Linked DNA regions of Homo sapiens: all the other regions are linked to region 2. A link is a loop called in an ENCODE intact Hi-C map of the cell type or tissue named here. Cell type or tissue: Caco-2. All regions are shown on one strand. Each heading gives the region's core, and the rest is flanking DNA. Links, peaks and the distances in the headings are about the cores only. Region 1 has its middle 86 kb from the start of LINC01967. Region 2 holds the start of LINC02084 (long intergenic non-protein coding RNA 2084). Region 3 holds the start of LOC105377008 (a long non-coding RNA gene).

Evidence for each region. Peaks named below come from ENCODE experiments on the same cell type or tissue, not always from the same donor. Only the 100,000 strongest peaks of a DNase experiment are listed, where the experiment ranks them.
Region 1: a loop joins it to region 2, with 5 times the contacts of the local background. A loop is called at or near these places in 3 of 110 quality-filtered maps.
Region 3: it touches region 2 in a loop (2.2-fold over the local background); 2 of 110 quality-filtered maps call a loop at or near these places.

The regions. Positions count from the first base shown.
Region 1 is chr3:27,937,179-27,947,880 of GRCh38, forward strand. No RefSeq gene overlaps it. Among named protein-coding and RNA genes, the nearest start is that of LINC01967, 86 kb to the right of the region's middle. RefSeq lists an enhancer at 2,738-3,330. In Caco-2, for the core only: a CTCF peak has its summit at 6,178; no DNase peak of the experiment used is centred there.
Region 2 is chr3:27,707,055-27,717,756 of GRCh38, forward strand. It overlaps LINC02084 (long intergenic non-protein coding RNA 2084), which reads left to right and starts at 5,865. Exons shown (of 2, transcript XR_007095851.1): 1 at 5,865-5,988; 2 at 6,103-7,346. EOMES (eomesodermin) reads right to left here. Exons shown (of 6, transcript NM_001278182.2): 6 at 8,899-10,702. The coding sequence ends at 10,016. It also overlaps the pseudogene KIAA1143P2. RefSeq lists enhancers at 5,678-6,363, 7,035-7,931. In Caco-2, for the core only: a CTCF peak has its summit at 5,207 (motif pointing right); a DNase peak (open chromatin) is centred at 5,197; H3K4me3 peaks cover 1,285 bases; H3K27me3 peaks cover 259 bases.
Region 3 is chr3:28,130,552-28,141,253 of GRCh38, forward strand. It overlaps LOC105377008 (a long non-coding RNA gene), which reads right to left and starts at 6,449. Exons shown (of 3, transcript XR_940674.3): 1 at 6,243-6,449; 2 at 2,250-2,527. In Caco-2, for the core only: no CTCF peak of the experiment used is centred there; no DNase peak of the experiment used is centred there.

The DNA of each region.
Region 1 (10,702 bases), core at 3,874-8,873, 230 kb after region 2:
TTCCTTTATATATTTGTCACTTGCCTGAACAATTTTTATTATGCTATCAAAACTATGCATTTGTTATTTAGGAAATAAAAGCATATTCTGGCATTAAATTCTGAAACAAATTCATTGTCTGCTTATAAGTGGTGTAAGATAACATAATGATCATTATTCAAACTTCCATAAAAGCTGAGTATAACATATTCAAGTATAGCAGAGTGAAGGTGTTTTCGCTGGGGCAAAGCCAAGGAAATGAAAGCCTTTCTGATCTAGGAGTAGTGATTCTCAACCAGCGTCCAAAGTACTCATGCAGACCTCAGTAGCTTTCATAAGAGTTTCTTCACCACATATTCCCAACAGACTGAATAAACAGATCTCACACAGATGTGTATGGCTGTTCTTGCAGGTATAGGTGAAGTTTTTTATTATAATGCTTTTGAACTCATGGTGGTGGGTGGTGTCTTTGATGACTATGTATTTTCTCAATGGTTACTAAATAAAACTACTATCATTTGGGGAGGGCCTTGATAATTGTTTAGGCTTATAAGGAATCCTCATATATTAAAAGATTGAACCATGATTTGACTATCTGTCTTAAGAATCCATTTTTTAAACTGGTTTTTGAAATGTAGGATAGAGAAATTAGGGAGTTCAGTGTTACCTTCTCTGGTGGCCATTGAATTTAGAGCTTCTGTGCTTTTGCCTAAAGTGAATCCCTGTGCTGTGGAGTAAGGTTGACGTTCTGTTATGAAAATTCTTAAGCCTGACTGATATTTATCTCTGAGTGTGGCCTCTTTTATGACCTATGCAAGTAGTATTAGGGTATAGGGAAGGAGGAAAAATGGCTCTACCTAAGGAGTATTGCAGGATACTGGTCAAGACAGAGTAATTTCCCCACAAGATATGGAAGAAGACAGTTCAACCCCAGGAGGCGGACTTGGTTCAACCCTGATGTCTCAAGATTTCTCTGGGTTTATAGCCTATATACCCAGTGAAAACCTACTTCTCTAAGCCCACAGATGTGAATTTCAGGAGTTCACAGGACTCTTCAGAATAATGATCTTTCTCATTACTATTGTACTTTACAGCTTTGTACACATTTTCTTTGGCCTTTTTCTGAAACCCTGTGAGGTAAGAAGGGTAAGATTGTCCTATTTTATGCATAAAATAAACATCCTGTCCCACATAGGTTGCTTTTGTGAAGGCCACTTAGCTAACATAGGGAAGAATCATAACAAAGACCTGAGCCTTTCTGAAACCAATCTAGAAGACAATTGCATAATAGACATAAAATAATATACAATCATGCACCACACAACAATGTTTCAGTTAACAATGGACTACATATATATATATGTATATAATAGAGTTCCCATAAGATTATAATACCATATTTTTACTGTATCTGTTCTATGTTTAGATATGTTTAGATGCTGATATGAAACAGGAAAAGAACTAAGGCCCAACAACTCTAAGAGGAATTCCCGGAAGAGTCCAAGAGTTCCCTGTTTTACACTCAGTTTTCATATACTCTTTAACAATACACTCTCACAATATAGCCCTTGGATAAAGTTGCTTTAAAAAAATAAGGGCAACTGGCATCTTGTTTAAGAAATGTTCCCATCACAGTTTGACTGAGCAACTTGGTAGAACCAACTCGTTCATCTGGAGTTGAAGGGACATAAATGAACAGATTTTTAAAATAATTATTCATAAGATGTCAACTCTCGTAACACTGTTTCTTGATTATCTGCCGACCTGAGGGGCTCTTACTACGCTCTCAGAATAATGTGTGACATGCTGACATCCAGCTGGTCAATGGTAGTGAGATATTCACTGAGTTAGAGAGAAGGGACTGATAAGTCTAGCCCCAATTCTCCTTTGTCTGTGATCTGGTCAGACACTTCATAGAGAATTTAAAGGGGTATATGGTGAAATATATGGAAAGTTGGGATTCTAAGATACTAAACATTTATGTACTAGGTGATAGGAGACAAAGGATAAATAGTGATCCTAGAAACACATAGATTCTGTTGAGGGAACTATTTAGACATTAGGTAGAATGTGTAGAATAAGAGAAAATGGTAGTCAGGCAAATTACAAGTCCCTCCCCTACCAGCAATCTAGCTAAGTGACACCAAACAAGTCAGTTAAACTCACAGAGCCTATTTTCTCTTCTTAAAAATGAGGTAATAATGCCTTAGAAGACAATAATGATGATGAAATGTAATTATATAAAGTATCTTGCCCATAAAAATATTCAAAATGATATTAATGATAATTTAAATATTAAATAGCATTTAATTTAATATTAAAAATTATTTTTCTATTTGAACTGGATTAGCAAATATGTTTTGTTGAATATTACATTTTATGTGGCTTGTGTGCTATTTTAAAGGTACACAGTAATATCCTTTAAGTACAAATTCTAATTAGAGAAAGATTTTGTGATTCTCACTAGGCAACTACAGTCATGCATTGCTTAATGATGGGTAGATGTTCTGAGAAATGCATCATTAGATGATTTCATCATCTGAACATCACAGAGTGTACTAATACACACCTGCATGGTATAGCCTGCTACACACATAGGCTGAATGGTGTAGCCTATTGCTCCTAGGCTACAAACCTGTATAGCATATTACTGTACTGAATACTGTAGGCAGTTGTAACACAATGATGGGAGAGGTAGCTGAAATTTTCCCTTCAAGCACCTGCTCAGGCACAGTCTACACCCACCCCCAGGAGCTGGAAGTTGGGGCAAATTAAGCTATCTCCTCCAAACACATTGAATACAGACAATCCTACTTCAAAATAAACATCAAAGAGAAAAGTTCATAAATATACACACTGAAGCTAGTGTGTGGAATGTGAATGGCCCGCTGCTTTGCTCTCAGCCTGCGATGGTGATTCATAGGTCAGTCGTAGCCATGAGAATCCCTCTTTGCATTCTTACATGACAGCTGCAGTGGAAGACAATCAGGCCTGGAAGTCAGGTCACATGTCTTACGGACTCAATGACCCCAGCATTGTCATTTATCCTCCTTGAACTTCAGTCTCCTCTTCTGGTATGTGAGCTGTTATTTGATCCCCATAATGACATGGCAGTGAAGAAGCAGGGAACTGAGGACACTCAATCTGTAAGGAGTTAAGTGACTCTCCCCAAAGTCGCATAGTTAGGAATGGCAAAAAGAAAGGCTTAAACTTGGGTTTTTGGACTGTGAGCCTAGTGCTACTTCCTCTTCATAATTACAGAGCCTGTGCATTTATATGATTTATATGACTCAGGTCTTCTTTAGGAGGTTGAGAGCACAGACTTCTAGGCCTGGGGTTACCAATTGTTCTGGTTTACCTGGGACTGAAAGCTTCCTTGGGCATGAGACTTACAGTTTTAAAATGAGGAAACCTGGACAAACAAGGACAAATTGGTCACTATAGCTGGTTAAAATTTTAGGCAGTGGTTGTCAATTGTGGCTGCAGAATAGAATCACCTGGATTGCTTAAAAATACTGATACTTAGGCCCATGCCCGGCAATTGAATCTGAATCTCTGGGAGTATCTATATAATTTTTTTTTAAATCTCTAAAGTTTATTTTGATGTAAAGATTGAGAACTACTGATTTAGAATACAGTATCAATGAACTTCCTCCTTCAGCAGACCACACATAATTGCCCACAATCAAGGTGGGGGAAGTGGCTCACCAAAGTCTTTTTTTTTTTTATATTGTGTTTTTATTTATTTATTTATTTATTTATTTATTTAATTATTATTATACTTTAAGTATTAGGGTACATGTGCGCAATGTGCAGGTTAGTTACATATGTATACATGTGCCATGCTGCTGTGCTGCACCCATCAACTCATCATTTAGCACTAGGTATATCTCCTAATGCTATCCCTTCCCCCTCCCCCCACCCCACAATAGTCCCCAGAGTGTGATGTTCCCCTTCCTGTGTCCATGTGTTCTCATTGTTCAATTCCCACCTATGAGTGAGAACATGCGGTGTTTGGGTTTTTGTCCTTGCAATAGTTTACTGAGAATGATGATTTCCAATTTCATCCATGTCCCTACAAAGGACATGAACTCATCATTTTTTATGGCTGCATAGTATTCCATGGTATATATGTGCCACATTTTCTTAATCCAGGCTATCATTGTTGGACATTTGGGTTGGTTCGAAGTCTTTGCTATTGTGAATAGTGCTGCAATAAACATGCGTGTGCATGTGTCTTTATAGCAGCATGATTTATAGTCCTTTGGGTATATACCCAGTAATGGGATGGCTGGGTCAAATGGTATTTCTAGTTCTAGATCCCTGAGGAATCGCCACACTGACTTCCACAATGGTTGAACTAATTTACAGTCCCACCAACAGTGTAAAAGTGTTCCTATTTCTCCACATCCTCTCCAGCACCTGTTGTTTCCTGACTTTTTAACGATTGCCATTCTAACTGGTGTGAGATGGTATCTCATTGTGGTTTTGATTTGCATTTCTCTGATGGCCAGTGATGGTGAGCATTTTTTCATGTGTTTTTTGGCTGCATAAATGTCTTCTTTTGAGAAGTGTCTGTTCATGTCCTTCACCCACTTTTTGATGGGGTTGTTTGTTTTTTTCTTGTAAATTTGTTTGAGTTCATTGTAGATTCTGGATATTAGCCCTTTTGTCAGATGAGTAGGTTGTGAAAATTTTCTCCCATTTTGTGGGTTGCCTGTTCACTCTGATGGTAGTTTCTTTTGCTGTGCAGAAGCTCTTTAGTTTAATTAGATCCCATTTGTCAATTTTGTCTTTTGTTGCCATTGCTTTTGGTGTTTTAGACATGAAGTCCTTTGAAAGGCACATTGGAGAAGGTTGCTTTCTTCAAGGTTGTAACAGCTGGAGCGAGCCCTCAATTGACTAAAGCAACAAATTGTACTACTGAGGGAGCTGCAAGGACCACAATTCCATCTACGGCCCCAGGACTTGTGTGGAAAGACAGACACTGCTTCTTGAAAACCATCTTCCATAGACTGGCATTCAGTCCCCTTGGCTTACCGCAAGGAGGAGGGAGAGGATGCCAATATGGTGTGATGAAAGCAAATCTCTGCGTGTGGGAGTTTTCTTCTAACTACCAAATAAAATGACTGCTTTTGACTAGGTTTAATGGATCTGACTTTTAAAAAATCAAAGAGTTTAGAAAGCCTCAAGGTAAATAGTTATAAGAAAATAAAAATCATTTCTGCATTAAGCTTCAAATGAAATAGGGAATGTCACTTGGTGCCTATGACACCTGAGTTGCCTTGCTCTTCCTGATCCTGTGGCATTCTGCGTCATCAGCTGTCTTTTGAGAATAGACCAGAGTTGAGGATAACTTCTCACCTATGCATTTAAAAATGGCACATCAGAGTCCTGTGACATGATTTGCCCATGGCCATTTACAATGGCCAAAAATGCCAAAGTAGAATTTGTATTAGCCTGCACATTGTTTCTGATCACTGTGGGGATTTTCTGGTTCTAAAAACAATAGTGCTGAATATAATTTTGAGAAAAAATACAATAATCATTCCCCAATAATTTCCCAGCAAACATTTTTATGTTTGTGTTTTTGTGTCTGTCTTATTATCAAATGATAGTACCAATAAGAAGATAATAAGAAACCAGGATGTAATACTTATTAAACCTCCCTGGAATAAGATGACATTATAAGTTTTGAAGCAATGGGAAAAATGACAAATAAGAAAAACTGGCCAACGTGTTTAAAAATTTAAATCTCTCTGAACATACTCGTGTGTGTGTGTGTGTGTGTGTGTGTGTGTGTGTGTCATGGTCAAGTAGCACTTAGGATCTTATGCCATCTCCTTTTCATGTGCCTTCCAATACATCAGAGGTAGAAAGGTAAAAATGGATATTTCCCAGGCTCCTTTGCAGGTAGGGTGGTAGATTCAAAATAGATTCACCCATTAATGCATTCCTGTGAGGATTTAGAGGCAGAAGTGTGCCAGATGCTGCTGTTGGCTCTTCATTTTTGGTTTTAGGTACAGCTGTGGAGATGTGAGGTCTAAAGTAACATTCCAGGGTCTCATCCCCACCTTTGTGGTTGTCAGGAGACATTTGGGCTGGAACGGTGGGGACTTCTTATTCCTTTGGTCTCAGCTGCAGTGGCGTGTTCTTCCTGATGGTGGCAGATGTATTATAGCAGCAGCTTTTAAGGACCAGTTCTGTGATGATTTAGGAGTCGTTTTTAGGGGGCCAGCCTAGAGCCTGCTCCTATAGAATTTCCAGGGATTTTATAGGCATCTAATTATCTGTGTTAAATTCCTTTTACTTAAAATATTTACAGGGGTTTCTACTCTAAATTATGAAGTATTGATAAGAAAAAAGAAAAGAATAAAAAATATAAAAAGGGAAAAGTTAACAAAATGAACAACTGGTTCACACGAGACGAAATGCGGAAAAATAGAAAGCCCCTGAAGTGGATCTCCTTTTAGGAGTTGCCCTGTGGCAAACTCACCCAAATGGCTAACATGAAAGCAGCCGCCCACACAATGTGATCCCTCTCCTTTCCCCCTATGAAAGAGATTGTCTTGTAAGTCCCTTCTTCAGAAACTTGACATTGGATTTAAAATCTCTTTTATATTTTTCCAGGTGCTGAAATACAGATGTGTAAAATTTTGCCTGTGGACTGAGACACAGAGAAAGCTGATTTGTAGTGAGAAAGAAAATTAGGCAAGGGAAAAGGAAGGAACTGAAAGAAGTAGGAATAAGAAAGTGGTGAAGAGAGTGAGAAAGATCCCCTGGTTTCAGTTTGTTCCTGGGGTGCAGGAATAAATTTCTTATTTTGCTTAAGCATGATGTGTTTTTGGTTACTTGCAAATAACAATAACAATAATTCTAACCAATATCTTTGCAATAACAGAAAATTGACTCAAAGATCACTAATTCCAAAAATACTTATTGGGCATCTTGTGAAAAGGAATTGAGGAACAGGGCTTTGAATAAGACCAAGCCTTCATATTCATGGAGAATCCAGTTGAGTAGGGAAAGAGATACTGATCAAGTAATTATAGAGAAGTATAAGTTTTCTCAAGAGTGTACACCAGGATTGATGAGGACTTGCTAAGTCATTTAGAATAGGTGATTAGCCAAAATAATCACTTCTTTATTCATGATTGGGGAAATCTCTTTTAAGTGTTTGTGATGCTTTTGTCCACTTTTCAGGAAGAGCGCCTTTTTACTAATATGACCAAATACGAGTCAAAAACTTGTGGGATAGAAATATGAAGAGCTTAACAGCAGAATCTGAGACTCAAAGTTGTGACTTTGGGCCTGTCATGGGCCTATTTACCCCACTAATGGGAGCTGTTTATGAGTGTCCTTCCTTCCAGTGACATAGATTAATTAACTCAACAGGTTCAAGTCAGAAGCTTATGAACCACTGAAAAACTATTAGAATTCTCATACACATACCTATGTTTCCTCCTACGTGGCCCTGCTTTGATTACAAAATCTACATTCAGAGATATTTATTCACATTTTCCTCTGTGAGAACTCATGCTAAGAAGATTCTGGAGAGAGATATAAACACGGTTGCATGGATATTTTGGGGTTACCAAAAAAATACATGGTTTCTTTAAGATGTTAAAAGATATTCTGTGATTTCCAGGCCTGGCTGAACACTGCTTTGACCTGATGTGAGATGAGGACTCTAATACTGAGATAATATGTGTCTATGAGAAATGCATCTGGAATCAGAAAGACTGACGGCATCCTGACTCTATTTGCAAGTTGTATGGTCCTCTAGGCCTTATTTCTTTATCTGTAAAATGATATTTTTCCAGCTCTACTCTGTGATTCTCCGTTGACCAAGACGTGACCGAAAGGATAAAAATGCAAAAACACACACTGAATATGGAAGGAGAGTATTTTGTACAATGGCTGTATTGCTGGCAGGCTCTAAATTGGTGTGAAACCCTGAACTTGAGGGAGCGGAAGATGAGCCAGGCTCAGCTCACACCAACAAACATGTTACAGCCAGAGGATGCTTCACCCTGGTTAAATACCAGATGAATTAAAGGCCATTGCCAGCAGCTGTGGAGAATGTCACTGGGATGCTGTCTGATTGCCCAATGAGTGCTATGAGTGAAGGATGTCAGCTCCTACGGGAAGGTCAGCTGCATTTCCAATGGTTCAAATGCAGGGTTTGGCTGGAGGCACCTACAGACACACAGGTGCCGAGAAATGTCTCTTCCTTGCAGTGTGCACTGGGACAGACCAGCTCTGTGCTGTCAGATGAAGTGTAGCATAGACAGCCTGGGCTACGATGGGAAAAGACAGTGAATCTAGGGCAGGCAATGGGCTATGGGGAGCAGAGGAGTGAGTCTGTTAGGACTTCTTTTTCTTTCTTCTTTTTTCTTTTTCCCGAGAAGTCTGTCCTGCCACCTTGACTACTGGTTTTTATTGTAAACTTAATTTTTTAAAAGAGTATTGGGCCAATTTAGATTTCAGATTGTGTTTCTTGGAATCCTGGTGGGGGCTGGAGGAATGGGGTAGATTCGTTAGTCGCTTCAGGGTTATTAGCTCGGGGCAAGCAGGTGGGCTAAGGATTCCTTGACTCTCTTCAACCAGAGTTGATCTAATTTCACTTTTCCTCCTTTTTCTTTTTGCTTTATTGTATAAATTTAAGGTATATAACATGATGTTTGACATACACATACATAGTGAAATCATTACAATTAAGCAATTTAACATATCTATCATCTCACATAATTACCCTTTTCGTGGTAAGAGTCGCCGTTTCATACAGTAAGTTCAACTGTAAGATGATCGTGAAATGATTTCAGTGCTTAAAATGAATCAATAGGTGAAATTTAATCCCACCAGATCAGAGCTTCTCACTTTGATGTATATATCAGTCATGTGGAGATTTTGTTAAAATGCAGATTCTGGTTCTGGGGTGAGGCCTAAGATTTTGCCTTTTCAGTTTTTTTTTTTTTTGAAATCCAAAGATCTTTATAAAGAAAATGATAACTTTGCACAACAGAATCTATGTCTATGAAAAGTTGTGGTAACTAATTTAATATTCTCCGTTTAATTAATTAATTAATTCTACCTCTTAATTAATTTTGAGGTATCATCAAAAATGTGCTTGAGAATTTTTAACTTGCTCAGAACAGATTTCTCTGATGATTAGCGATGTTGAACATCTTTTTATATGCCTGTTTGCCATTTGCATGCTTCTTTCAGAAATGTCCATTGAAATCTTTTGCTGATTTTTGATTGAATTATTAGATTTTTTTCCTATAGAGTTGTTTTAGTTCCTTATATATTCTGGTTATTAATCCCTTGTCAGATATGTAGTTTGCAAATATTTTCTAATTCTGTGGGTTGTCTCTTCACTTTATTGACTGTATCATTTGCTGTGCAGAAGCTTTTTAACTTGATGTGATCCCATTTGTTTATTTTTGACTTGGTTGCCTGTGCTTATGGGGTACTGCTCAAGAAATTCTTGCCCAGATCTTGCCCTGGAGATTTTTCCCTAATGTTTTATTGTAATAGTTTCATAGTTTGATGTCTTAGATTTAAGTTTTTAATCCATTTTGATTTGATATTTTACATGGCAAGAGGTGGGGTCTAGTTTCATTCTTCTGCATAAGGATATCCAGTTTTGCCAGCACCAATTATTGAAGAGACTTGTTTATTTTTCCCCAGTGTATGTTCTTGGCACCTTTGTTGCAAATGAGGTCACTGTAGGTGTGTGGATTTGCTTCTGGGTTCTCTATTCTGTTCCATTGGTCTAGGTGTTTTTTTTAGGCCAGTACCACACTGTTTTGGTTACTACAGCTGTGTAGTATAATTTGAAGCCAGGTAATGTGATTCCTCCAGTTTTGTCCTTTTTGCTTAGGATAGCTTTGGCTATTCTGGGTCTTTTGTGGTTCCATATAAATTTTAGCATTGTTTTTGCTATTTCTGTGAAGAGTGTCATTGGTATTTTGATAGGGATTGCATTGAAGCTACGGACTACTTTGGACAGTATGGACATTTTAGCAATAGTGTTCTTCCAATCCATGGACATGAAATGTTTTTCTATTTTTTGGTTTCCTCTTCAATTTCTTCCGTAAGTGTTTTACAGTTTTCATTACAGAGATCTTTCACTTCTTTGGTTAGGTTAGTTCCTAGGTATTTAATTTTATGTGTGGCTATTGTAAATGGGATTACTTTTTAATTTCTTTTTCACATTGTTCACTGTTGGCATATAGAAATGCTACTAGTTTTTATATGTTGCTTTTGTATCCTGCAAGTTTACTGAATTTCTTTTATCAGTTCTAATTGATTTCTTATGGAGTCTTTAGATTTTTCCAAATGTAAGATCCTATCATCTGCAAACAAGGATAGTTCACCTTCTTTCTTTCCAACTTGGATGCTCTTTATAGCTTTCTCTTGTCTGATTGCTCTAGCTAGGACCTCCAGTACTATGTTGAATAACAGTGGTGACATTGTGCATCCTTGTCCTGTTCCAGATCTTAGAGGAAAGGCTTTCAGTTTTTCCCCATTCAGTATGATACTAGTTGTGGGTCTGTCATAAATGGCTTTTATTATGTTGCGATATGTTCGTTGTATCCCCAGTTTTTTGAGGGTGTTTATCATGAAGGGATGCTGAATTTTATCAAATGCTTTTTTTCGGCATCAATTGAAATGATCATGCAGTTTTTATCCTTTACTCTGTTAATATGACGGATCA
Region 2 (10,702 bases), core at 2,678-7,677:
CACTCAGGTGGAGTTGAGGAAGACCCTATTCACTTCTCTAGATTTTTCTTTCTGGGCAGGTCTCTCCTCTCTGGAACTCTGCTCCAAAAACTCTAGCCATCTTGGCCTCCTCATCCTTACAGTTTTGTCTCCTCAAATCAAGAAGACTGCTGGGCTTTGTCTGGGTCCCTATCCCCATGCTAAACTGAGGCCTGGAAACTCTCCAGGCAGTAAGTTGGAGAAATATTAGGGTTTTCCTCATTCATTTCTCTTCTTTAATAGATTACTATTTTACATTGCCTAATGGAAGCCATATATATATATATATATATATATATATATATATATATCTGGTTATATATATCAGATATATATATATCTGATTTTTAGTTTAGTTTTTTTTTCAAGCAGAAAGTTAATTCATATCCCTGTTACTCCATCTTGTATTAGAGCAGAAATCTGCTTTTGACATTTTTTTCTTTTTTTTGAGACAGAGGAGTCTTGCTCTGTTGTCCAGGTTGGAGTACAGTGGCACGATTTCGGCTCACTGCAACCTCCATCTCCCAGGTTCAAACGATTTTCCTGCCTCAGCCTCCCAAGTAGCTGGGATTACAGGTGCCTGCCACTGTGCCTGGGTAATTTTTGTATTTTTAGTAGAGACGGGATTTCACCATATAGCCCAGGCTGGTCTCAAACTCCCAACTTCAGGCTATCTGCCTGCCTTGGCCTCCCAAAGTGCTGGGATGATTACAGGTGTGAACCACCGCGCCCGGCCATGCTTTTGACATTTTTGAAATTCAATTAAAATCATAGCATTGCTCTAGATCAGTGGTCAAAAGCTTTCCGTAGTGAAATCTTCCTCACAGGAGTATTTTGGTTATTTAATTTTTTCAAGTAGGGTGCCAAAACTGAAAAGTAGGGGGATTTTCACATAAAAACCCAAATTTTTCAGCTATTCTTGAAACATCCTCTTTGGGGAATCTCAAAACAACTCGAGAGTACTTAAGAGTACTCTCAAGAGTATCCTTTAGCAGTCAAGACATTGGAGGGTGATAGGTGGGCTGGATTTCTTCTTCATTGCCCCCAAGCTTCACCCTTCATTCTTTTCTGTCCTGCCTTGTGCCATCCTGCCTCCTCTATAGAGGAGGCTGACCTCTATGACTGCATCAAGAGATTGTTTAGCCCTTTGGATTCTCACTGGGTTCAGCCAAACAGGGGCACTGAGGGGATTTGAGGGTGGAAGGAGAGAGTCTGGCCTCCTTCTTGCTGGTTTACTAAAGGTTGGTCAAGTTCTTCCTAAAGCTGCAGCCTTTGTCAAATGGTCTTATCCACACTACTCTCTCTTTGGATCTGGCAACCTCGCCTATGTACAAGAAAGCTGGCAAACACAGAGAAACCAAATACCTCGTGGACCTTATTGCCAGGTTAAGAATGTGACTCATACATTTTTTTTTCCCGAAACTCCGATGGGAAATAGGGCATTGCAAGGCTTGGAAATGTTTGATTGTCCTTTTCCAGTGAGTTTGTTTTTGTTGAGAGGGAAAAAGGAATGGGAGAGAGTTATTTTGAGGCATGTATCTCCAGATTAAGATTTAGTTGTATTTCTAGAGACTCTCTTCTATTTAAATTCTGTTTTTCAGTTATGTGTTTCATCAATATCATTATGATCACCTTCCATAGTCTAGTCAATTCACAGAATCTGTTTTGACAGCTCTGAACAGAAAAGTCCCTAATGGAAATATTAGATACCATCTTAACCATTTTCTCCAAGTTGTATTCTACACTCTGTAATCTCAGCTTAATGTTATTAGCTCTGGGGCACAAATACACACTCCTACATACAAGCATGTATACACATTTTTGCACACTAACTTAACTCATGCTTCTCTGTGCTCTTCTATAACAGCTATGTAGTCTGTGTCTGTGGTCTTCTAAATATTTAGTGATGAGCACAGACTATTGGTTAATTATATCAACAACAAGCCTTTTTACCAGAGGAACTTGAATCCTGAAAGAAGTAAAATACCAAAGATCATTCTTGGGTTTTAGATCTGTAAGATAAAGACAAAATTTGCCTGCCAAGATTAAGAAAACCAGCAAATATGTAGGGTGAAGAACATATATTCTGTGGATTCACTACCCCAAAGCTATATAGGCCAAAGTGTGCAATGAAGAAGGCACCACTCCATGATAGGCTTAAAAAAAGGCTGAGTGTGGTGGCTCATGCCTATAATCTCAGTGCTTTGGGAGGCTGAAGTGGGAGGATTTTGAGCCCTGAATTGCAAGATCAGCCTGGACAACATAGTGAGAATCCATCTCTACAAAAAAACTTTTTTTAATTAGCCAGGCATAGTGGTGTGCACCTGTAGTTCTAGCTACTCAAGAGGCTGTGGTAGAAGGATTGTTTGAACCTAGGATTTTGAGGCTGCAGTGAGCTATGATTGTGCCTGGGTGATAAAGTGAAACCCTGTCTCAAAAAAAAAAAAAAAAAAAAAAAAAAAGAAGAAGAAAAGAAGAGGAAGAAGAAAAAGAAGAAAAATTAATCATGGATACATTTGGATTTCAAATATTGTTCATCCTCTGAAAAACATAAACAATAATAAAAACTATGCTTTTGAATTTAACGTTTTCATGACTAAACATATTTCCCAAGCCTCTGAAATATTGTATGTCCAAAGTATAGGGTCTAACCCATGATACACTGCCAAACCAATGAGTTCCTCAAGGGGCTTGGCAAACCACAAAACCATAGTGATACTTGGTTCTTGCCTCTGTATAGTGGGGTTTATAGAACTAGAGCAGTCTCTAAGGTGCCTCCCAGCTCTCCAATTCGGTGACTCAAGGAATGATGACTGATTTAGGGATTTAGGAAGAAGTGCTAGTTAACAGAAGGCTATATACTTATGGCATTAATATTGAGTCATTTCAAGAAGAAATGGTGGCAATCTAAGACCTTTGCAGGAAACATTCTGATTGCCTGAAGTTTTGCGGAATAGTCTACAATTTGGTGTCTGGGACGAGGAAGGGAACAAGATGGTGGCAATGGTATCTACATGTTCAAATCTACCCTTGTTATTCTTTGAATTTCCATGATGGTCTCTCTCAGTAACCAACTCCATTCCAGTTCTAGAAGTTCTAGGCTGTGAATTGTGGATAGTAACTTGGACTTTCCCCCGACCTTTCTCTCCCTCAGATTCCTCCCTCAATCATTTCCAAATAAAGTGGTAAAAAACCACTTCTCTTGTGGTAGATGAAATCACTCCCCTCCCTGCTTAACAACCAAATTATTTAATAGTCCTTTTTTTAGCACTTATGATTTCCATATGATGCTCCTCCTTATGAGTTATTGAAATATATTTTTAAAGGCATCAGGAAATTGACAATTTGCCCTGAGAGTAGAAAAACAGATGGAAACCTACTTTATCACTTTGATATGCACTGGTTTAATGTGATTTCTTAGCAATTTGGGGCATATTAGACTGTCTTAATAAATATGTTTCATCCACTAAGTCTTACCAATTTATGCATTTTGTCCATTTTACACCTAGGTTTCTGTGTCTCATGTTCCCCAGAAGGCCTCTCTGTTTTCCTGTGATGATATATAAAGAGCAGAGATCTTGGCTTTTTGGCTTACTCTGTTTAATGTCACATTCAAAGTGTCATTGAGTAAAATTTTCTCATGTATATGTAATTGATAATAATAGCTGTACTGGAATTTACCTCCTTTGCCAACCCCTTAATGAAATAGTGGGTCTAACTGACAGTCATCAATGTACAAAGACCTGCCCCCAAAAGAGACAACTGGACATCATGAGCCTCCTCATGGAATATTACCACCTATAAAATATTATTACTAAAAAAAAGTGGAATCTAGATCAGATCAATAAAACACCACTTTGTTGGAAAAACAAGAATCAGAGGACTATGTTAACACTACTGAACTGCAATCAGCAAAACCAGAACCTGGAAAACTAGACAGAACAAATGCCCCAATTTCTTCAATAAATTGCAAGGAAAAATAAAAGAGAAAAGTTGAGAGGGGAGAGTTCTAGACTGAGAGAATTAAGTGATACATCAATCACATGTGTGGGACCTGTTTGGATCCTGATTAAAACAAACAACTGTAAGGAACAAGCAAACAAAAAGAATAACAAGAACAACTTTATGAGACAACCAGAAAAACGTACCTGGATATTTCCCGATATTCAGAAATGATTGTTGATTTTTTAGATGAGATAATAGCATGACAGTTATATATATATATATATATATATATATATATATTTTTTTTTTTTAAAAGAGTCCTTTTCTTTAAGGGCTGTGTACGGAAATAATTGTGGATTAGAGGACAGGAATTTCGGGATTCGTGGCAGAAAGAGTGGAGTGGGGATTACAGGAAGAAATAAGAGAGGCCATGGATTGATGGTTATTGTAGCTGGTAGTGGACACATGGGGGTCCATTGCTCTCTACTTTTTCAAACTGCATAATATTTGTAATTATTTCTGAATTAATAAAAACTTTCCTTTGCTAATGCATCTAAGTTTACTATCATACATGTTATAAAATTAGTAATTAGTGATACCTACTAATATTCGGAACTACTCAACAGTTTACAAAACAGTTAAATTTATAATCTCATTTCTTCCTTCTCAGTACTCTTTGCCGGGATAGGTGCTGTTGGAATCCCCACTTCACAGATGAGGAAATGAAGTTCAGTGAAGCTAAAGACAATGCCGCTGTAAGGGGCGGCGGACTAGAACTTAAGTCACAGAACTCCAAATTCCAGGCTCCTTCCCCTACACTAAAAAACTTTTAAAGAAGCGTAGGAGTGTGGGGCTCAGCGGCTCACACCTGTAATCCCAGCACTTTGGGAAGCCGAGACTGGTGGATCACCTGAGGTCAGGAGTTGGAGACCAGCCTGGCCAACATGGTGAAACCCAGCCTCTACCAAAAATACAAAAATCAGCCAGGTGTGGTGGCGCACGCCTGTAGTCCCAGCTACTCGGGAGGCTGAGGTAGGAGAATCACTTGAACCCGGGAGACGGAGGTTGCAGTGAGATCGCGCCACTGGGTCCTTTTTTTTCTTTCTTTTTTTTTTTTTTTTTTTTTTTGACGGAACTGTTCAGGACCTGACAAAGCAGCAGCTTTAAGAGTGGAGGAGCTCTCTTCGGCTGGGGAGATCCTTACTCTCCATGGCCACCAGATGGCGAAGGCTGCCCGCGGCCCAGAAGAGAGAGGAGCCTGCAGACCCGCGCGGAAACTCTGCTGCGGGACCTGGAGGCCAAGGGTGAGGCGTGGGGTCCTCCTCCACTCCAACTGTGTGGGGAAACCTGGGTAGAACTTAAAGTTACAAAAGTCATTGTGCAAGCCCTGCTGTCCCCACAAGGGCTTATAGGAAGGGGTTCGGAGCTTTTCAAGGAGGCAGGGGAAAATTAAACTCGTGTCTCTTAATGTGTATTTGGTGGGAGGGGAATGCTGCCTGAAATAATGCATTGCTTCGGCGGCGGTCAGAGATCCATGTGACGCGGGGGCACTTTAGGGACCATTGCTGAGGGCCTGGTTAGCATTTGGGCAGCTGAATCCTTCCCTTGGCGAACTCCATACGTGCCCTCGGCGACACACAGAGGACTCCCAGAGTTGAAGAAGGGGGTGGATGTGTGTGTGCGCACTCGCCCACGTCTCGTGTTTTACTTTTCATTTAAGTCGTAATAAGGAGAAATTCGATGACCAGCAAGGCTGGAGTCCCATCGTCTTGTTGGGGGAGAGGGGGGAGAAGAAAAAGGTGCCTGTAACTTCAGACTGTCCAAGATATCGCTTAGCTCCTGCGCCCGGAAGAAAATCCAGCGCAGGTCGGGTTCCGGCGCGCGGAAGCCCTGCGAACCCCAAATGTGTGCGCTGAGCCGAGGCCTCTAAGCGGTAGGAGAGAATCTGACCTCCGACATTCTTTTCAAGACACGCGCCGGTGGACCGGGTCCTGGGATTGGCTTACTCCCGGGCTGGACCTTGGGGTTCGCATATTTGAAAGCGTAAACTTGAGGAATGACGGCGGGGTGATGGGTATTTTATAGAGTGGGACTCAATCGTGCTCAGCAACAGATTTCTCCAAATTCCCTTTTAAAAAGAGCCTCCCAGAGCTGTCGAAATCTCCGCGGGGTGAAAGCTAAACTTTTGGAGTCGCTGTGTAGCCGGGTAGAGGACACGGCGGCGCGAGCCGGAAAGATAAGTGTCCAGGCGAATGGGAAAGGAAAGATCTTAATTTTTGTTCCTACTGTTAGCTGAATGTCCATAAAAATCAAAGGGAATGCGGGGAAGTTTTTATTCCAGAGCGTTTCCATGACACCCGCAGAGATTTAAAAAATTACATTCCTCCCCCTACGCAGGTTTAATTCGGAAAGAAGAGACTGCAGAGGAGAGGGAAGACCGTGAGTCTGCTTTCACCTAGGTTTAAAGCGAATCAAAGACGGCTGTAAAAAGGGAAACCGGGACCAAAAACAGATTTGGAGCCTCGAAACTCTCCATTGAAGGTTTGGAAGATACGTTGCTGCAGACTTGAAACCGGCTCCAAATCCGGCCCAAACATGGGCTGAAAATATGGCGCGCTAATCTGCTGCTTCCCCTCCTCCTCAAGTTCTTTCTGACTCTTCCCACCTTTCCCAGTTTCCCTTCCAGACGTCTGCGGCTCCCCACTCCACCCCCAGGATAGCTACTCTACATCCCGACAATTCCCAGCTTCTACACCCAGGAGGAGGAATTCTGGAACCACCCAGAGCGAACTCGTGCCGGGGCGGGGTGGGGACCGGAGGAAGGTCCTGCTCCGAATTCTCTCCAGAGCAGAAAAGAATTCTAGAGGCTACATGTGGGCTGCTTTCCCCCCTTCTTCCTTTTTTCCCTCGCAAACCAACAACCAAAAAGTGTTTGGTGATGGAAAGAACACCAGTGGAAAACGGCAAATAACAGTATTTCCAACTCCGAGTCAGGTCCTCTTTGCACTGCTTTTTCCTGTTTCATTGCAATTTATTGATTTTATTGTGGTTTTTTGTTTATTTGGGGCAAGAACGGAGATGTGAACCAGGACGAGCCAGCAGACCCCCGAGCCAGTATCTCCTCCCTGGGCAGGGAACACCGCCTGCACCGGTGCATACTAGGAGACCCTGGCGGAGAATGTAAACAAACCGGGCGCCGAGCCCTTGATCTTTATTTAAATAGAGGCTTGTTTATCGGTGTCATCCTAGGAGGATTAATTAGATACATCTCTTCACAATTTGGTGTCTGACACTCCATCTTAGGAATGCCTTATCATAAGGTGTTAATTGGGGCCACTCAGCCACTTACGTTTCTATTAAACACTGTGAGGGACTTTTCACAAGTACCAGGTTCTTTTTTACTGTACGATGCAAAAACATACAGGACCCGAAATAGACTAGGGCCAGAATCTGCTATATCCCGGCAGTGATTAGCACTTTGGGGCTTTCTAGAGGGCAGAAATAGGAGAGCACTGTTTTCGAAATTCCATCGCATCTCCCAATATTCGGTGGTTGGATGCAGATGTAAGGGGGCTGTTGGGGGTGTGGGGAAGGCGCTGACCAGGATAGGGGGGCTATGAGTCTCCCTTCCGGAATCTAAATCAGTCATCCACAGTACATATATCTTAAAAAGCACATCTTCAACGCTTTTGTCCTTGGCTCCCCGGTAAAGTTCGGGGCGCCTTTGCCAAAGTGTTTTGAGTAGGCCGTTCGGAAACGCGGAGCAGGAGTTCGAGCCCCCAAGGTCACGGGTGGCGCGGGAAGAACTCGGGCCCCAGAGGGACGGAGGGGAAGGGAGACAGGACAGTCGAGGTACAAGGTCCTGGCGGCCTTAATTGGGCGCAGAAGGGGAGGAGGTCTCGGCTGATTGCTCGCCTCCCAGCAGCTAATCCTCTTAGCAGCTGCATTTCCGCGCTACACAGTTAGCAGAATGATCCTCCCAGCTAGACCTTTACCCCGGGAGGGTCCAGGAGGGGGCTGGAAAGGTTTGCAATCTGGGCCTGAAGCCGTCTGCAGATAAGCCTGGCGGGACGTCTGGCTGGGGGGACAAAGGGGACCCTCCACCCCACTCTTTGGACCTCCCAGGGTTCAGCCAGGGGATGGGCTGTCCTTCGTCTTCCCGTGGAGCGTGGGCCAAATAAACGGAACTAAGCGCAAGGTGAACTGCTCCAAGGTCACTGTTTGCAGAGCGGCAGTGCACGGAACGACTGGAATCCTCCTTTGTAAGTGCCACGCCCGTCCCTAGCCTGCGCCTCAGACCGAGTCCGGGCGGAGTTTGACTGCAGCTACTGAGGCCGGCAGCCGGCGGCGGCGGGTGCGCAGCGTCTGGGTTCAGAAGAAAGCCGCAGGTGGGCGCAGAAGCTGAGCTGTGTGCAGCCCCCCGCTCCGCCGCGCCCCAGGGACCCTGAACTGGTGGGCGCTCAAAGGGCCACGGGGGTTCCCAGGGAGCCTAGGTGGGCCTAAGGATGGGTGGCCCCAAGTAAGCCTAGAAAAAAGCCCAGAGAACTTAGTGGCCAGGCGCTCTGACAGAGCCTGGTCTCCAAGAGCCAGAAGCGGAGGTTTTCGAGGCTTGGTTAAGTCTGATGTGGGCAATCGGCAGCAATCTTCCCTCCCCCGTTCCCCCGCCCCCCTCCCCCGCCCCGCCAACACCCATTGTCCAGACTTCCCAGTGGGGTAAGGAAATAGCCCCATTCCACTTCAAGGAAAAAAGAAGATAAACAAAACATCCCCACCCCCGCATGACTACAGTATCCAGTTAGAGATTCTAGAGCCTTCCGTGGAGGTAGGGGATGGGTGAGGCACTGTTAAAGCTGAAAACGATACAGGAGGAAGCAAAATGAGATCTTTAAAGCAAAGATGAAAACCCCAACAGCACAGAAGACAGAGCTATGTCCGTTCCCTTACTGAACCACATTTATTAAAAATGACTAAGACTGTACATAAAAATCCAAGATCTCTAAAATGCCTATAGGAGCTGTGGTATCAGGTTTTAGTTTCTTCACATTACCAAGTTAGGGAGAGGGGATGGCGCAAGAAGAGGATGAAATAGGAGTTTTCCTTAAACACGGTTCAAGTTAGTACATAGTAGCTGAATACATTCTTAACTATCTAAGAAGTAAACAGAATATTCCCAAATATCATGGGGATGATGAAACTCTCCCCTTGCCCCTGCAGCTGTTAAGTGATTTGCAAATTCTTTACAAAGCCAAAGCACCAGTTTTACATTATCCCAGACACCTATGTAGACTATTTGTACAATATATACCACATTATTCTATAGTGTATCTAAACACACAACTGTACACTTTTAAATTCTCCCTTTTTTTTTTTTTTTTTTTTGGTGACTCCTTAGCTTGCTCTCTCCTGAGTCCCACTGGCCACCCCAGCACACAGCAGAGGCCTAGCAAGTCTCAAGTGAGGCAATCCTGGACTAGGGCAAACATGGCTTGTTCCAAAAGCCGGGGGTTAAGGAATCAAAGTCAGGTGAAACTATCACTTTCACAAAAGCTTTTCTTGACTCCTGGGCCTAGTATCTTTTGCCCCTGGCAGAATGTAACAGCAAAATGTCTCCTTCTGAAACGGAAGGCACAGCCCTCTTTCAGAAGCAAAACACCTTAACACTCGGCTTCTATTTGCTTAAGAATTTACAAATAGAAATGAGAATCAAAGGTTTTAACTCATCTGATAGCACTGGGCACCCAATGTTCACAGCCTGCTTCTTTGAAGGGTTAGTGTCTCCCCAATAAATAAATACAGAACCTTGGATACCCTTCGAATTTTAAAATACCTTAAAGTCTTCCATTAATCTTATTTTTTAAAAATGCTAGGTTTGTTTCAGTTACCTGCAGCAATCAAAAAGCTTTGGCACCTTCTTTTAGAGAATTGCACAAAACAGGATGCATCAAGGTGGAAGGCAAACATCTTTTTGGCAACCTAGGCAAAGAAGACAACAAAAAACACCACCAAGTCCATCTGCAAAAAGTTAGCTAATTTTTGAGGTTAAAATAACTCTTTAGGGAGTTGTGTAAAAAGCATAATACCCTCCCATGCCTTTTGAGGTGTCTTTACTATACTCTTCAGCATTAATGTCCTCACACTTTATGGAGGGTGAATTTTCATTACTGGAGTTGCTAGGAGACAGCCGCCTTCGCTTACAAGCACTGGTGTATACTCCTGAATCATTGGAATCTAGAGATTTGATGGAAGGGGGTGTCTCTATCCAAGAAGAGCCAATTTCCTCTTTCACTTTCTCCTTGGAGAGCTGATCTTCAGAGAACACAGTGGGGCTTGTTCTGGAGGTCCATGGTAGTCCAGCTGCCATCTTCCTCTGGTAAGAACCTCGACCTCCCCACCCTGCCATTGCAGGAAAGGTTGGGTCTGGGTAATACCCCAGGGCATGGGATGTCTGAAGGGGCAAGGATTTAATGCCATATGGGAGCAATGTGCTAGAAGTATATTCAGATTCATAGGAACTGATGTCTAGTTTGTTGGTCCCAGGTTGCTGGACAGGCGTGACAAGCCACCGCTGGGGAGGGTTGGCCACCTCTTCGCTCTGTTGGGGTGAAAGGAGGCCGTTGGTCTGTGGCACGGTTCTCTCGCCATTATAATAGCGGGCTTGAGGTAAAGTGTTGACAAAGGGCTCCGGGAAGAAGGATTGAACGCCGTACCGACCTCCAGGGACAATCTGATGGGATCTAGG
Region 3 (10,702 bases), core at 1,883-6,882, 420 kb after region 2:
CTTGGAACATTTTGGTAAATAGTGGATGAGCAAGGGAGTGAGTGGGCAAATAACATTTTTAAAAATCTCGAAAACAAAAGCATATAGTCATAGTCTTTCATCTAAAGTGCTTTAGAAAATATGGCTCTACCTCCAAAATATGTATAAATCTGATCACTTACCACCTTCACCGTTTCATGTTGATCTAACCACCATCATTTCTTGCCTGTGTTATTTCAGTCTTAAACGGTTCCCTGTTTCCACTCAAGCCCTATAGTCTATTCTTAATACCACAGCCAGAGGTATCCTTTAAAAATGTATCAGATTGTCACTCCTTTGCTTAAATGTCCCTTCACCCAAATAGCTTCTCATCTCATGCAGATTAAAGCTAAAGTCCTTCCAATGCTTACAAGTCTCCTCTGAGCTGGCTGCCCACTACCTCATTAGCTCTTTCCTACCACTCTCCTCACTCACTGGCTTTGGTCTAATCACACAGGCCACTTCTATTCTTCAAACACACCATGCAAGCTCTCACCTCAGAGCATTTACATTTCTCGTCCCTCTGCCCAAATGCTATTTCAAGTCACATAGTGGCATGACTCCCTCCCTCATTTCCTTTATTCCTGCTTAAATGTCACTTTTTCCTTACGGTCTTCCCTGATCACCTTATGTAAAACAGCAACAATAACCCCTCCCCAGCTTGGCACTCTCTATTTCTCCTCACTTAGCTTTTTCTCCATTGTGCTAATCACACAATGAATATGTTCATTGTCTGTCGCTTTCTGTTAAAATGGATATAAGAACTGTGTTTTATTCACTGCTGTATCCCTAGAGCTTAGAACAAAGTCTAGGACAAAAGGGATACTCCATAAATATTTGTTGAATGAATAAATGAATGCAACTTATTTATTTGTTTGTTTGTTTGTTTGAGACACGTCTTGCTCTGTCGCCCAGGCTGGACTGCAGTGGTGCAATCATGACTCACTGCAGCCTCCATCTCTACAGCTCAGTTGATTCTCCCACTTCAGCCTCCTGAATAGCTGGGACTACAGGCACGTGCCACCACATCAGGCTAATTTTTAAATTTTTTTGTGGTGACAGGGTCTTCCTATGTTGCACAGGCTGGTCTTGAACTCCTGATTTCAACAGATCCTCCCACCTTGGCCTCCCAAAGCATTGGGATTATAGGCATGAGCCACCATGCCTGGCCACTAATGCAGTTAAATATTAGGAATTTGTTATATAATATTACAAGAAGTTAAGAGGTAATTTTCCACAAGTCTGTCTCAGTTGTTCAATGGTGTCATCAAAGACCTTCCACTATGCCATCTTCAGGGTGCTGGCTCCTGTCATATGGGTTGCTTCAAGGTTGCAAAATGGCTGCTGCAGTTCTAACCATCACAGTCACTCACAAATATTTGCATGCAATCATTCAGTTAGTAAGTAAATTTTATGAGACAGTACTAAATACCAGGCATTATTGTAAGCATGGGAACATAACCATAAACAAAACTGAGGAAGTCACTACTCTCATGAAGCGAGCCGGGCTGGAGTACAGTGGCACAATCACAACTCACTGCAGCTATGACCTCCCAGGCTCAAGCCATCCTCTTGCCCCAGTCTGCCAAGTAGCTGGAATTGCAGGTGTGCACCATCCTGCCTGGCTAACTTTTGTGTTTTTTGTAGAGACGAGGTCCCACTATTTTGACCAAGCTGGTCTGGAACTCCTGGGCTCAAGCAATCTGCCCACCTCAGCCTCTCCAAGTGCTGGGATTTCAAGCATGAGCCACCGTACCTGGCCCTCTTTATATAACTTTTAATCATGAAGAAAAATATTTCTCTGAAGCCACCAAACTTCCTTCATGGGTCAGCATTATGTCACATGAGTAACCCTCCTTATAAAGGAAGCTGGGAAAGCAAGTCTCCAAAATTTTCGGCCTCTATCATGACAGGTGGTCATGATAGAGGAAAGAAGAAGTAAAGGGAACAGCTGCCCAAGAGGCAACCAACAGTATTTGCTACAAATCATGCTAAGCATAGGTAGTCATTCAGTATCTGCTTTTTGATAAAGCATTAAGGTTGACAATTATTGCCCTGTGGCTGAAATTTAATATTTCTCTCTGAAAGTTTTTGCCTTCTAAGTTTCTGTCACTTATTCTAACAGCCTTAATCATGCAGCAGCTCCAACATTCTAACAAACATGCTTTGGAAATTCACCAAGAAATGCTGGCTTGCTCCCAGGACTAAGTGATGGCATTTAATTTGCTCACCTGGAAAGAAGGACAATTCCAGAAAAGACCATTTCTTCTTGTATTACTTATTGGTCAACCAGCAACCTTTAAGTCAAAGCTGTGAATATATATAATCTGTCAGGCTTCTCTATGTTTTCTTCAGGACCAAGCCTCAGTTTCAAACTTCTTTTGTCCAGTGTAACTGCAAGACCCACTTTAGACTCTTCACTTCGCTTCTCCGTGGGCAATAAAGCAGCAGTTCCATCACCATTGTCCAAACAGCAAATGAGAAGTGATGTTTCAATATAAGCTACTGTCTGGAAAAGAAGAGAAAGAGGCAGCTTTTCTGACAGAGCCGTTCACACTTTTCCTGCACAGCTGGGAGACATTAGCTGAATTTCCCCAGACTGGTCTGCTTTCTGGCATGGTAAATTAAAAACCCTGAGAGCCTCCAAGGTAAGCTGGATTTCTATCATACACATTTAGCAGCTAAATCACCAAAAGTCACTTTCGAAAATTCACGCAAAGCTGCATCTTTACCCAAGGTCAAGAGTTCAGCAGAAGTTAGCACAAAGGGGATTGTGGGCAGGAGGCAAGAAAAGGGAGAGAAAATATCGATAGATTATCTCTATTCAAAAGCTGCTTTTATTTTGAGGAACTTTGTGCTCAGAAAAGTAGATAGAAGATAGTTCTGCAATAAATAGTATAGGACATATATGAAAAGAATAAATAATATTTCAATGTATGTCAATTTCCATTTCTGCCACCATATTAAGGAGATGGGAAGAGCATTAAAAGAGCCATAGGCCCATCACATTGGTTCATGCCTATAATTCCAGCACTTTGGGAGGCCAATGTGGGAGGATCACCTGAGGTCAGGAGTTTGAGACCAGCCTGGCCAACATAGTGAAACTCCATCTCTATTAAAAATACAAAAACTTAGCCGGGTGTGGTGTCGGGCACCTGTAATCCCAGCTACTTGGGAGGCTGAGGCAGAAGAATCGCTTGAACCTAGGAGGTGGAGATTGCAGTGGGCCAAGGTCATTCCACTGCACTCCAGCCTGGGTGACAGAGTGAGACTCTGTCTCAAAAAAAAAAAAAGCTAGATTTTGGTCCCACATCATGACTAATTAACAGTGAGATTTTGAACATGTCATTTAGCTATGGGGCTCAAAGTCCTATCCCCTTCACTTTATGGGAATTTAGTTATGAAAAATTCTATTTCCCCAGGTATTTTGTGATCTATTATCAGCTTTTGATTCCATAGATAAGGACAATCTCTGGGCTTTTTGTTTACATTCTGCCTTATTCCACAAGGAATCTCAGGCTGCTCTGTGGGCCAACTTACATGACTTTGGTGTAGATCTCAGATTTTAAATGTTTATCTAAATCAATATGGCAATACCAGAATGGATTTTGAAAGAGTCAATTCTAATTTTAAATGGCTTAAAACCAGACTGCACCTAAACATTTTTATTTATAATTTTTGCCTAAGTAATTTATTCTGGCTCAAAAGATCTATATATTTTCTCCTATATATGCCCCAACATATAGATAAACATAGAGACAAGCATCCTTCCCTATGCTGATGATGTAATCTTACTATTATAAGAATATCCTCAAGAAAAATGGAACCTGCTGGCAAATTGCCAATTTGAATTTAAAGAAAAAAAGAATCTTATCACAAAGAGACCATACTTTTTGCATTTAGATCTGTGGTTTCTCTATTTTGTGAACAGGGGGATCTCTGGGGCAGGGCTAAAGAGAAAGAGAAGAGGCAAGTGGTTGTGGCTCCAGCCTCACCCCACCCCGAAAGAGGAGTGTTTTTGTTTGGTCATGTGTTTATTTATTAGACTTCTACACAAATGTTATTCAAAAAAAGGAACTCACTGATTTAAAAAAAAATCTGATCTAGGTGAAAAGAGGCAAAATCAGGAGCCACTGGAATGAATCTTGCCCATGGAATTTTTTGTCCTGTAATACATCATTAAAATGTTTAGATATGTTGCCAATATTTAATTATTTTACATAAAAATTCTGGATTTCTGGGTCTTTTGACAATTGGGGAGGACTGGAAACACTGAGATGCATTCCCACACAACAATGAACTGGAGCTGTGTATTAGCTGAACAGCTTTAGAAAGTCACACACTTTCTAATTCACTATGTCCCCGCTACTCCCTAGTTTTTATCCACCTAATTGTATTCACACATTTATTTCACTTGTCTCACACTTGGGGGAATTCTGGGAGGTGGCCCTAATCTACATGTATCTCAACACCAGTACATTCTGGTATGTTGACTGGGATGTGCTCCTACTTAAAATTAAACTTCTGAGTTGGCCACATTGAGTCTATGGGACAGGATTCAGTAGCTTCAACAAAGGGTTTGTTTCAGCATTTGAACAGATCCATGGACTTTGCCCTGCCTTAGCTGCTTTGAAGTGTTTTATGAAGAGGAACTGGTTCCATCTGGGCATAACTTCAAGTGGAACTAGGAGGCCGTCAGTTTTCTCATAATCTCTAAAGAGGTATGATTGCAAATCTGCCTTTAAACAGCAGCTCAGAGCTTCTTCACCCTTCTACACTGTACAGCAATCTCAGACAGAATCGTAGTCAAGAGGAGACATACTGGAAAATTGTCTAAAGCAGTGCTTTTCAAACTTGTTTTTACTACAACGTGCAGTAAGGGATGTATTCAGCCACAGGTATACACACTTCCACATGCACACACACACACTCATATACACACACACAAGTTTTATGTTACAGTACTTACCCTTAATACAAATACTCTATTTGTACACATGTACATATGAATACATATGAAATCCATTTTTTCATTCCTTAAAGTGCTGTTGGTAACCTACTATCTAGATCTCACAAATTGTAGGTCATAATTTGCAGTTTGGAAAACATAGGTTTAAAGAACATGCTGTTAATTCATCTCCTAGATTTTTAAAGTTCTCTCTTCATATTAGCTAAATTATAAAAACATGCCTATATGATATTATTTTAGTTCTCTATGGACCTGCATCTCTGAATTATGAACTAATATATTACCCTTGCTTTTCATCAGGTGCTGTGATAAGAAATGGCCATTTTCTTGCCAAGTGTCCCTTGTAGGGCAATATTCCTTTATAGTGTGACATACTGTGTTCCTCTTGGAGTCCAAGAAAAGTTGATTTTCCTGACTGGTGTGTAATCTTCTACTAGATAATCATTATTGAATAACATCTTTTATTTCCCATTTTACCGTAACTGTTAGCAAACTTACAACTTTAGTACTTGCCTGTTGTAGCTTTTCTTCACCTAGATTCTCTAGTCTTATTATTTCTTTCTCCATGTCTGCAATCTAACTGCCTTTGCTTTCGTCAGTTCTCATCTAAATTACTACAATAGTTTCTAGTCACTTTCCCTGCCTCCTCTCATTCTAATCCTTATTCCACACTGCTGTGGAATGATTTTTCTAAGACACAAATGTGATGACCTAAAGAGAAAAGATTATTCCCCTGCTTCAAATTCTTCCATGGACCTCCTTGAACATCAGTTTCAAGTGCTGTGGCTTGCACGTAAGGATTTTTTTGGAAACTAGGTTCGATAAATATTGCTTATGTAATATTAACATTTGTAATTCTCAAAAAACTTTGATAGAAAAAAGAAAAACATCTAAAGGGCCAATAAACAATGTTGATCAAATGATTGTGATATGATTTTTGGTATGTGCATACGGAAGTTTAAAATGATGCCTATATACCTAAGAATATTCTTAACTATCCAACGAAAGAAAAAAGTCTACATATGGATCTTAAACTAGCAACTCAAAAGCCAGATTCATCCCTCGTTTAGCTTGTCATGAACAATGTTTTAGATATTGGATATCTTTACATGGGCACTTGGTTTCTAGTTCACTACTCTCAAGCTTCCTACACATAGTTCATCACATTCATTTTAGTTACCTGCCAGATCCCTAGTGGCTTCAGAATTTATCGTATTTGTTAGAAAGTTGAAAGGTTCAAGAGAGGTTTTCTCACCTTAATCTGTTCTTCTCCCAAATGTTGGTTTTGCTTCTGCTTTTTGTATCCTTTCCAGGTTTGATTCTAAAAGCATCTGAAATCCTAAAGATAACAGAGTTGTCTTCCTATCAGCTCAGGAAAAAAGAAAAACAAATAAAAACTTAGGTAAAGTTTTTGAAAAAGGCGTCTCTGATGAAGTGGCATTTAAGCTGAGAAATGAAGAATGAGGAGGAATGGGCTATGCAAAGCAACAAAGGATGTTCTAAGAGAGGTAACAGCAAGGGCAAAGGGCCTGAGACAGGAAAGAGGTTAGTGTGTTAGGTCAATGTGAGCTGGACTTAGTAAGAAACAGAAAGAACTGGTAGCATGTTAAAAAACATTGCCAAGGTTGGGAACATGAAGCACTCCATAGGCCATGATAAGGAGTGTAGATTTTGTTCAACATGCAACAGGAACCCTTCAATACTTTTGGGTAAGGAGTAATTGGTATGATTTCAGTTTTTAAAAGATTATTCTGCTGCCATGCAGAGAATGGCTTGTACAGGGCTAATAAAGGAAGCTAGGAGACCTTCTAGGAGGCTACTGCAATAGAATAGGTGAAGGATGATGGTGGCTTGAGCTAGGTGACAGCGGTGGAGGTGGAAAAAGTAGATGGACTTGACATATATTCTGGAATATAAATTGTAGGAATTGCTGATTGGCTACATGTGAAGGTGATATTTAAAAAAGGACTAATTTCAGGACCATTTCCCTGGTTTCAGGTATTATTAACTGAGTGGATGATGGTAACATTTACCATGAGAAAACTGAGGAAGGATGAAGGTGTATGGCAACTGTGGCCAGGGAGCAGGGAACAGCCATGGCTAAGCATTTTATTCTAAGCATGTTCAGTCTGAAATCTATCAGTCATCAGATAGATGGGATTTAGAGGAGAAGTTCTAGTCTTGAAACACAGATTTTACAACAGATAAAGACAATTTTGAACCTTAGTCAGAGAGTATAAATAGGAAAACAAAGGGAGGAACTCAATCCAAGATCAGTGAAACTACAACAGTAAGAGTTGGAGTAAAGGAAGGAGAGCCAGCAAATACTACTGAGAAAGTGCAGCTAAAAAAGAAAGAAGAAAACAAGAAGACTCTGGTGCCACCAAAACCATCTAGAAGGAAAAGTTTTTAACCTTACTGAATGATGCTGAAAAGTTAAGGTAAGATCTGCATAGGATTTTGCAAACTGAAGGTGGTTGGTGAGTAGTAGAATGGAAGCCAAATAGAAAGGGGTTGAGGAGAAAACGTTAAGTGAAAAACTGGTGATGGCATATGTAGGGATAAGCTGAGCTTCTCAATGAGTAGCTTTGCATATCTGCATGGGCTCCTTGGGTAGCTTAAAGCATTACGAAAATATGAAGTTGCAGAACATGGTTTTACTATGTATTTACCATGAGAGTGCCTTTCAGTTTGAAGTCACGTTTTCTCTTGATTCAGTTGCTGCTAATGTTTTTCATCCAGCTATTCTTTTCAAAGACAGTTTTACAACTTGGCTGAGATCATTCTGCTTGTCGATACACTTCAGGGCCTGAGGTTATCTCAAGATGGTATGTTGGAGTCTGTACAAGTTTCATTTATTTAAAACTTGGACTTGGTAAAAGAATCTCATGAGATTTAACACCTCGCTCCCCTGGCAGGCTTGGGGAGGGGGAAAAAATCATACACAGCAAGTATCATTTACACCATTCTAACACATTCATAGCACTCTTACCAAATCCTAACGAAGGAAGAAAGAATGTACATGCAATAGGGAAGTTTGATAAATGAGAACTATATGGTTATTTTAAGAATGTATAAACAAATGAGAAAGGGAAAGATACTGACTAAAATAAACAATGTTCTTTTTTTATCTTGAAGAGATATAAGTATTTAGAATGTCAAGATCTAAAAATAAAGTGGATTCTGTACCTCTAAACAAGAGAAAATACTATCATTTTGTACCTTTCAGTATCTAAGCAGCTATTCTCTTCTCTGAAAATGATGCATGAATCACACTGGCCAGTAGAGTTGTAATGGTTAGACTTTTAATATTCCTCATTTTAGAAATTTGGATCTAGCCAGAACATTGCAATTTATCTAAACGCAAATTAAGTCCATTTTAAGATAAGAGAAGAAATTTGTATCTTGATCCTCAGACTACCCTATTGTAGAATCACAGGAACTTCAACTGGAAGAAATCCTAGACATATCTAATCCAAGTTCCTACCTGAAGAACAGAGGTCATCCCAATTCTGCATGAAAATCTTCATGATGGGGCATTCACTACCTCATAGAGATTTTGAGCAGATCTCATTAATAGCAAGTTTGCTGTTATTTCACTAATAATGTCCTCTGTACACGCATCACAAAAAGTCTCTCCATTAAAATGCTTCTTCTTCTGTGCAAATAAAGATGACAAATAATTGTTATCATTTTTGAATGTTTACATGCCATGGAAATTATTTCACGTTTCTTCCCACTTAATATTTACAGTAATATTCTGAGATGTACAAGAGGGCAGGTCTCCAGATGACAGATCATGTTGGCTGACCCAGATCTTCCCTCTCTTGCATGTAATTCTCAGGCAGAATGTACCGAGAATTCAACATCCTGAGATAAGGAGGAAATGCCCAGAACAACCCAAACTGTGTCCTCGTTTCTCCTAGAACAGGATGTTCTGCAATGCTTGAGCTTAGCGTGCCAAATGTCACCCAGGTTATATAAACCCAGGGCAGCATGCTTTTCAGGGTCCCTCAGTTGTGGTGCAACATGGGACATGCACACACGGAACTCCATCCACCCTGGGCAGCTTTCCTGAGCCTTAGGAAGCTGGCTTGCTCTGGTTTCTAGGCTTCTGTTTATCCTTGCTGCCTATAATAAATCTGTGATAAAATAATAATCTACTTTGTCCTACTTGTACATGTATTCTATCTCATCGGACTTAAGCAATTGGTAGACAGCCTTTGCAATGCCGGTGTGTTCAGCTTTGTTAGTGCCATCTTTCTTGCCTGTTCTCCAGCTAAAGAGGATATCAAACCAAATACTTTGTTTCCCAGCCTCTCTTACAGCTAGAAGTGGCCTTGGAATTCCATTTTGGCTACGAAGGCATAGAAGAACATCTGCTAGAGGGATTCTTGGAAACATTTTTTCTTCCTTTGAAAAGAAGAGAGACATGTTTGGAGGGTTTTCTCTCTGTCTTACACCCCCACCTGGTCTCACTTCTTCCAGATTTTGGACTTGAAATTATGAAAATGAGATTTCTGGAGCCACCACTGCCATTTTCAACAGTGGAGGTAAAGTCGGGAAAATCATAGAGAACCTAGAATCCTCACATTGTGGAACCACCAGACTAACCCTAAGCCATGTACTTCTAGATTTCTCATTAAGTAAACAAGTGACGTCTTTGTGAACTGAGCCAAATTACCTGGCTTTTCCATTACCTGAAGCTATAATTATACTAATTGATATAGTAGGCAATGTTATTATCTTTGTTTCATATGTGAGGAAACAGAACAAAGAAATAAAGTAAAAATATTCCAAGGTTGCACGGAGGGCAAAGAGCAGAACCATGACTCAAGCTTACATAGCCTCAGAACAAACACGTAATCTCCTCCAGTTTGTTGAATCAATTTTCACGTATTGTGTTTTTCAGATTCTGCATTATGCTGAATAGCCACATGTTGTCATATTTGGCTTTCTCAATATCTCTCCTAAGTGAGGTTGTTAAAGCCAAGTACAGTCACTCCTAAATCAAAGTAGTGTAGAGAGTAGCAGAGATTATCTTGTTCTGAATACTTACATGAACACAGGCTGGAATCCTATGGGCTTTTTACTCAGTCTCATCACCCTCATATCAACTCAGGTCAAGCTTTATTTTGGCCAGGTGCAGTGGCTCGCGCCTGTCATCCCAGCACTTTGGGAGCCTGAGGTGGGCATATCACTTGAGCACAGGAATTTGAGACCAGCCTAGGAAACACAGCAAAACTCCATCTCTAAAAAAAGTTTTATAATTAACTAGGCACGGTGGCGCATGCCTGTGGTCCCAGCTACTCTGGAGGCTGAGGAGGGAGGATTGATTGAGCCCAGGACATCAAGGCTGCAGTGAGCTGAGATTGCACCACTGCACTCCAGCCTTGGTGACAGTGTGAGACCCTGTCTCAAAAAAACAACAAAAAAAAAGCTTTATTTTTTTTCCCCTCAAGTCCTTCTCACTCTTTAATATTTAGGTAATGAAAATAACTTTAGAGAATTGAAAGAGGTTGCTGAAGAAGCATTTCCTTTACTCATTTGCCTTCACACATACATGCAAGATAATACATAATTCTTTCCAAGGAAATGATAGTCTCTCAATCTTTAAAGGCACAGGGATTCCTAATCTCACTTCACTGCTCCAGTGTTTAAAATTTTTATGATCTTCATTAACTGTATCAGTAAAATGTAAGCACCACAAATGCA